Linked DNA regions of Homo sapiens: region 2 is linked to region 1. A link is an interaction called in ENCODE POLR2A ChIA-PET data of the cell type or tissue named here. Cell type or tissue: K562. All regions are shown on one strand.

Region 1 (4,000 bases):
AAACTGAGGTCCCCAAAGGAGAAGTTGCCTGCTCAAGATCACTTGGTTTGTCTGTGGCAGACTCAGTTTTCTTGCTTCCTGGTCCTGCATTCTGCCCAATATCCTGTAGCAGCTTACCTGGTTCAAGTCCTGTATAAGATCTCAAGCACGGGAACCAGGGACACAGTTTGCTAGGATCTATCAATCCCTGAAATTTGCCCACATTTCAGAATGAGAGAGCTTTTATTATGTTGAAACACTTCTAAGACTTCCCCCTCCCAGTTTCTTCTGAGGCAACAGTTAACACTCAGCACTTCATTTACTTCTCATCCACAACCAAATGATAGCCATGATGATTGAAGTTCCCATTTTACAGATGAGAAAACTGAGGCACTTAGAGGTTACATAACTTGCCCAAGGTCACACAAGTAATTAGAAGAGCTGGGACTCAAACCCAGGCAGGCAGTCTAGTTACAGGGTCCAAGCTTTGATCTCCATTACATCCTAGAAGGAGCAGCCTGTTCCAGAAAGGGGAATGAAGACTAACCTGTACTAGTTGATTGAGTTTTTTGCTACAATTTCATACTCCAGAGCCTCCTGTCTCTTCCATCCTTTCTCTGCACACCCCTTCTTCCCTGCAGGAACTTCTTAGCAGATCCACAATGTGTGTCATCTACCCAACCTCATTATCCGGGCCCCTGTCTCATCCTCCCACACCATCCATGTCACAGCCTGGCTGCCTACTGCCTTTCAAAGGATAACCAGTTGTCCAGTTTATAAACTCCAATTTGACTTTAATAAATTAAATTCCAAGCCATCACACAGCAATGGACATCATCATCGTCTCCCAACACACAGAGGTGCAGCCTTGCGTGGCTCCATCATCACAGTCTTTAAATAAAGCCCCTAAAGCCATCTCTCTGGGGAAGGCTTCCCACCAGGCTCCCGGCTCCCTCCTTCCCACAGAGCCACTGCTCACAGAGAAGGCATCAAGTACAAAAAACGGTAATAAAGGGGGAGGGAGGGATGAGGAGCAGGAGGGGAGGCAGGAAGGTGGGGAGTACCTGCCCCCCATCCCGGGCCGGCCCTGCTCTCTGTGAGCTGCCAACATTCTCAGAGGCAGACACTGGTGCTGGTCTGAGTGGGGACCTGAGGGAGGTGTGGGAGCCCCATCCCAAAGGGAATTACCCACCCTCCTGGGACAGAAAAGAAGGGTCACCTGGGAGAGATGCCCTCTATCATCTGTTCACGGAGGGTCCTAAGCCACACATATAAATAGAAAAGAGAATAAATAAGGGAAGAAGGGTCAGCTGAAGAGCTGAGCACCCTGGGACTCCGCTCAGGGACCAGGCTCAGCAGGAGGCAAATGCTTCTGGGGAATACCCACACATGCCGGACAGGGCCCTCCTCTCCCTCCCAGCCACCAGTCCCTCGTCCATGTCCTCGGCACCGGGTGCCCACCTCTCATGTGCTTCCCGTTCCAAGTATCCTTCCAACCGGCCCCATGGCCCAGGGTGGACGGGGCTTCCCGGAACCCAGAGGGCTTTCCTGGCCCAGGCACTGGAGATCCAGGAAGGGGTATGGAAGGGGAGGTGGGGAATGGGCTGAGAGAACTCGTGCCCTTTCAGAGCTGGGTCCTCAGAGCTGGGGGCTGGGGTTACCATTGGCCTTGGGTTTGGATTTGAAGGAAAAGCGCTTGATAAGGCGGCGAGAAAAGCTGCCGGCCTTCTTTCGGACACTGGGCGTGGCCGTTGCGTTGGAGAGGTCATCGTGTGATTGGCTCAGGCCAGCTTCCTTCTGCCTAGGCCTCCGGCGGAAGATGAGCTTAGTGCCGCTGCGCAGGAAACTCACTGCAGGGGAAGAGGGGAAGCTGAGGCAGAGAGGGGCACGGGGTGGGGTGAGACGGGGGCAGAGACACGATGGAGAATGGAGGGAAAGAGGATGTGGACAGGATCAGTCCCGTGGCCCAGAAGCCAGGCTTCCTCAGGAAAGAAAGCAGAAACATACTTCTCCATAAGGCTTCGTGAAAAAAAGAAAAAAGAAAACGAAAGCAGAAACAAACATGTGCTTTATCCTTCCTGAGGCAAAAATCGTGGTACTTGTGGGGATCTGTGTACAATCTTAACTCTGCCCGCAAAAGAGATATCACGGAGCTGGCCGCTTTGTGAGGACAAACTGGGATTGGGCCTCTTTCCTATGGGAAGACAAAAGCTACCAGAAGGTACTCCCAAAAGTCTATAAATCATGAAGGGAAAGGTAGGTTGACACTGACTTGTTAACCGAATTCCAGGCTGTGAGCAGGAAGTGGTGCATCTAGAAACTTCAAAGAGGTAAATTCAGAACCAGTATAATGAGCAAGGTGCTCACCCAGCAGGCTTTGGAGGTAGAAACCTCATTATCTCAAGAAGTGATGCAGGCTTAAAAAATAGATAGATAGATCCATGGTTGATAGTCTCACTGGTAGAGGAATGAAGATGTTTTAGGGTGAGCCTCTCATCTTTTAAAGTTAGAAGAACTACCACCACTGGTCACTGCCTGTCTTGCTGCCAGATGGATAATCCAAGGGTAGGATTTCTTATACTCATTGGGGAGAGGGTGCAGATTGAAAGGGAAGAATTTTTTTTTTTTTTTTTTTTTTTTGAGACAGAGTCTCACTCTGTCACCCAGGCTGGAGTGCAGTGTCATGATCTGGGCTCACTGCAACCTCCAACCCCCCAGTTCAAGCGATTCTCCTGCCTCAGCCTCCCAAGTAGCTGGGATTATAGGCGCCTGCCACCACGTCTGGCTAATGTTTGTATTTTTAGTAGAGATGGGGTTTACCCATGTTGGCCAGGCTGGTCTTGAACTCCTGACCTTGTGATCCACCCGCTTTGGCCTCCCAAAGTGCTAGGATTACAGGCATTAACCACCGTGCCCAGCCATGGAAAAAAAAAATTTTTTTTGAGACAGGGTCTCACTCTGTCACCCAGGCTGGAGTGCAGTGGCACAATCACGGCTCACTGCTTCAACCTCCTTGAACCTCAACCTCCCAGGCTCAAGGAATCCTCCCTCCTCAGCCCCCTGAGTAGCTGAGATTACAGGTGTGTGCCACTACGCCCAGCCAATTTATTGTATTTTTAGTAGAGATGGGGTCTCGCCATGTTGCCCAGGCTAGTCTTGAACTCCTGGACTCAGGTAAGCCACCCGCCTTGGCCTCCCAAAGTGCCGGTGTGAGCCACCACACCCTGCCTAGGAATAAATTTTTATAATTTTTTTTTAAAGGGCAGGAAAAATGGCACTTAGACTCAGGAAGAAAGAACAATGGAGGTAAAGGGAAATAATTTGGCATCCCTTCCTATCACAAGCATGTCAGATCTAGGCCAGGAACCAAGGCACCAAGATCCCCCTCTAGGCTAGCTTGGCTGAACTAGGCTGGGAATCCGGCTATCTCTTAGGGGAGGAAGGAGAAGGCACACTGGCTCGAGGTCCCCCAGGTCATGATATGTGTATAAAAGAAGAGATGAGGGGCACCCTGCCAACGTCCCCCTACCTTTGTGATCCTTGAGGCTGCGGGTCTCCAGGGCACCAGTGGACCCCGTTTCCGACTCAATATCATCCACAGATGGCCTCTCAGAAATATCCGAACGGGTTGTCTCGTCTGCTTCCTGGACACTTGTGGGACTAGAGAGGGCATCTAGCGGTCCTGGAGACATGGCTGGTGGGTCTGAGGGAGGTGAAGAGGGGCCTCCGCTGGTCCCTGCATCATCCTGCACTGAGGCTTCCAGGGATGCCGCATAGCCCAGGGATAGCGCCAACTCGTCCTGAGCAATGGGCACCTGGCAGGAGGGACGGGTTTTAATGGGCAGGAGTGACCGACCCATTAGGGCTTTCTCCCCATCCCAGCTCCTCTCCCCAGAGCCCTGTTACCTTGGAAACACCAGAGATGATGAGAGTGCTGCGCTTGGTGGGTGTCTTCTTGGCCACCCGCCCACTGGGCTCTGTCAGCTGGCGAATCGCTGTCTCTGCTACAGGGTCCAAGCCG
Region 2 (4,000 bases), 170 kb after region 1:
GTTTGAGACCAGCCTGGCCAACATGGTGAAACCCTGTCTCTACTAAAAATACAAAAATCAGCCGGGTGTGGTGATGCATGCCTGTAATCCCAGCTACTTGGGAGGCTGAGGCAGGAGAATCGCTTGAATCCAGGAGGTGGAACTTGCAGTGAGCTGAAATCATGCCACTGCACTCCAGCCTAGGCAACAGAGTGAGACTCCATCTCAATAAAATGAAATAAAAAATGGCAGACTCACCAGGCACAGTGACACATGCCTGTCATCTCAGCACTTTGGGAGGCTGAAGTAGGAGGATCACTTGGGACCTGGAGTTTGAGACCAGCCTTGTGACGCAGCAAGGCTCCATCTCTACAAAACTGAAAAAAAAATTATGGCCAGGCGCTGTGGCTCACAGCCTGTAATCCCAGCACTTTGGGAAGCCAAGGTGGGAAGATTGCTTGAGCCCAGGAGTTCAAGACCAGCCTGGGTGATATAGTGACATCTCTTCTCTATTAAAAAAAAAAAAAAAAAAGCCTGGGCACGGTGGCTCACGCCTGTAATCCCAGCACTTTGGGAGGCTGAGGCGGGCAGATTATAAAGTCAGGAGTTCGAGACCAGTCTGGCCAACATAGCGAAACCCCGTCTCTACTAAAAATACAAAAAATTAGCAGGTATGGTGGTGTGCGCCTGTAATCCCAGCTACTTGGGAGGCTGAGGCAGGGGAATTGTGTGAACCCGGGAGGCGGAGGTTGCAGTGAGCCGAGGTCCCACCATTGCACTTCAGCCTGGGTGACAGTGCGAGACCCCGTCTCAAAAACAAAAACAAAACAGGCCAGGGTGGTGGCTCACACCTGTAATCCTAGCACTTTTGGAGGCTGTGTTGGGTGGATCACCTGAGGTCAGGAGTTCAAGACCAGCCTGACCAACATGGTGAAATCCCCTCTTTACTAAATACAAAAAAGAATCACTTGAACCCGGGAGATGGAGGTTGCAGTGAACTGAGATCATGCCATTACACTCCAGCACGGGCAGCAAGAGCGAAACTCCATCTCAAAAAACAAACAAACAACAACAACAAAAAAACAATGAGCTGGGCATGGTGGCACATGCCTCCAGTCCCAGCTACTTGGGAGGCTATGGCGGGAGGATGGCTTGAGCCCAGGAGTCTGAGGCTTTGGTGAGCCATGATTGCACCACTGCACTCCAGCCTGGGTGACAGAGCTGGAAATAAAGTATATAAAGAGAAGACCCCTTCCTTACTCAGGAGGTCAAACTATGTGACAGGTGTAAAAATGGTTTAAAATAAAGGTGTGGAAGAAATGCTGGAGATCATTGTCATAATCCTAGGAACAGCCAGGGATGGGGGAGTCCTGGAGGATTGGATTTGGAGGTAAGATGCGGTGCTCACCAAATGTTGGTCCATTGGGAAGTGGTGGCACCTCTATCCTTGAGACCTGAGGCTGGAAAATGCTGTGAGGATGAGAAAATACCAGTCATTCAGGGTTGGAGGAGACTTGAATGCTCCATTTTAAAAAATGTAGCCGCCCTGCGTGGTGGCTCACGCCTGTAACCCCAACACTCTGGGAGACCGAGGAGGGTGGATCACCTGAGATCGGGAGTTCGAGACCAGCCTGACCAACATGGAGAAACCCTGTCTCTACTAAAAATACAAAATTAGCCAGGCGTGGTGGCACATGCCTGTAATCCCAGCTACTTGGAAGGCTGAAGCAGGAGAATCGCTTGAACCCGGGAGGTGGAGATTGCGCCATTGCACTCCAGTCTGGGCAACAAGAGTGAAACTGTCTCAAAAAAAAAAAAAAAAAAAAAGTAGCCTCTGATACAACCACTTACCCCAAATCTTCTTCCAGCTTTGTGACTTTTGCCAAGTTACATACCTCACTAACTGCTCTGAGCTTCAGCTTCCTCTGCTGTAAAAAGGGTATAAAACCAGGCCAGGCATGGTGGCTCATGCCTGTAACCCCAGCACTTTGGGAGGCTGAGGTGGGCAGATCACGAGGTCAGGAGTTCGAGATCAGCCTGGCCAACATGGTGAAATGCCGTCTCTACTAAAAATACAAAAAATTAGCTGGGCATGGTGGCAGGTGCCTGTAATCCCAGCTACTCGGGAGGCTGAGGCAGGAGAATTGCTTGAACCTGGGAGGCAGTAGTTGCAGTGAGCCGAGACCACGCCACTGCACTCCAGCCTGGGCAACAGAGCCAGACTCCGTCTCAAAAAAAAAAAAAAAAAAAATTAAAGGGTATAAAACCTGTCTCACAACCATCTGATCTTTGACAAACCTGACAAAAACAAGAAATGGGGAAAGGATTCCCTATTTGATAAATGGTGCTGGGAAAACTGGCTAGCCATATGTAGAAAGCGGAAACTGGATCCCTTCCTTACACCTTATACAAAAATTAATTCAAGATGGATTAAAGACATAAATGTTAGATCTAAAACTATAAAAACCCTAGAAGAAAACCTAGACAATACCATTCAGGACATAGGCATGGGCAAGGACTTCATGACTAAAACATCAAAAGCAATGGCAACAAAAGCCAAAATAGACAAATGGGATCTAATTAAACTAAAGAGCTTCTGCACAGCAAAGAAGCTACCATCAGAGTGAACAGGCAACCTACAGAATGGGAGAAAATTTTTGCAATCTACCCATCTGACAAAGGGCTAATATCCAGAATCTACAAAGAACTTAAACAAATTTACAAGAAAAAAACCCCATCAAAAAGTGGGCAAAGGATATGAACAGACACTTCTCAAAAGAAGACATTTATGCAGCCAACAGACATGAAAAATGCTCATCATCACTGGCTATCAGAGAAATGCAAATCAAAACCACAATGAGATACCATCTCACACCAGTTAGAATGGCGGTCATTAAAAAGTCAGGAAACAACAGATGCTGGAGGGGATGTGGAGAAATAGGAACACTTTTACATTGTTGGTGGGAGTGTAAACTAGTTCAACCATTGTGGAAGACAGTGTGGCGATTCCTCAAGGATCTAGAACTAGAAATACCATTTGACCCAGCGATCCCATTACTGGGTATATACCGAAAGGATTATAAATCATGCTACTATAAAGACACATGCACACATATGTTTATTGCAGCACTATTCATAATAGCAAAAACTTGGAACCAACCCAAATGTCCATCAATTATAGACTGGATTAAGAAAATGTGGCACATATACACTATGGAATACTATGCAGCCATAAAAAAGGATGAGTTCACATCCTTTGCAGGGACATGGATGAAGCTGGAAACCATCATTCTGAGCAAACTATCACAAGGACAGAAAACCAAACACCACATGTTCTCACTCATAGGTGGGAATTGAACAATGAGAACACTTGGACACAGGGCAGGGAACATCACATATAAGGGCCTGTCATGGGGTAGGGGGCAGGGGGAGGGATAGCATTAGGAGAAATACCTAATGTAAATGAACCTAATGAGTTAATGGGTGCAGCAAACCAACATGGCACATGTATACGTATGTAATAAACCTGCACGTTGTGCACAACTACCCTAGAACTTAAAGTATAATAATAAAATTAAATAAATAAAATTTAAAAACCTGTCTCGTTTGGATATTGTGACTCTCCCTAAGGCAATTTTTTTTTTTTTTTTTTTGGAAATGGATTTTGGCTCTGACGCCCAGGCTGGAATGCACTGGCATGACTCGGCTCACTGCAGCCTCTGCCTCCCAGGTTCAAGGAATTCTCCCACCTCAGCCTCTTGAGTATCTGGGATTACAGGCACATGCCACCACGCCCAGCTAGTTTTTTGTATTTTTAGTAGAGACAGGGTTTTGCCACGTTGGCCAGGCTGGTTTTGAACTCCTGGCCTCAAGTGATCTGCCTGCCTCAGCCTCCCAAAGTACTGGGATTACAGGCATGAGCCAATGTGCCCGGCCCCTCAAGCGAATTTATTTATGAGTGCCTAGCACAGTATCTGGCTCAATAAACATTAATGTAAGTAATTCACTTTATCTTTTTATT

What was found. ChIA-PET counts read pairs that join two places held together with the same protein. Peaks named below come from ENCODE experiments on the same cell type or tissue, not always from the same donor. Only the 100,000 strongest peaks of a DNase experiment are listed, where the experiment ranks them.
Region 2: POLR2A ChIA-PET joins it to region 1 with 5 read pairs; 4 of 35 experiments call an interaction of 5 or more read pairs at or near these places.

Annotation. Positions count from the first base shown.
Region 1 is chr11:119,113,874-119,117,873 of GRCh38, reverse strand. C2CD2L (C2CD2 like) reads right to left here. Exons shown (of 14, transcript NM_001290474.2): 12 at 3,886-4,000; 13 at 3,509-3,794; 14 at 1-1,829. The coding sequence ends at 1,618. Among named protein-coding and RNA genes, the nearest start is that of HINFP, 5.7 kb to the left of the region's middle. In K562, no CTCF peak of the experiment used is centred here; a DNase peak (open chromatin) is centred at 1,773.
Region 2 is chr11:118,948,653-118,952,652 of GRCh38, reverse strand. No RefSeq gene overlaps it. Among named protein-coding and RNA genes, the nearest start is that of UPK2, 5.6 kb to the left of the region's middle. In K562, no CTCF peak of the experiment used is centred here; no DNase peak of the experiment used is centred here; H3K27me3 peaks cover 1,147 bases.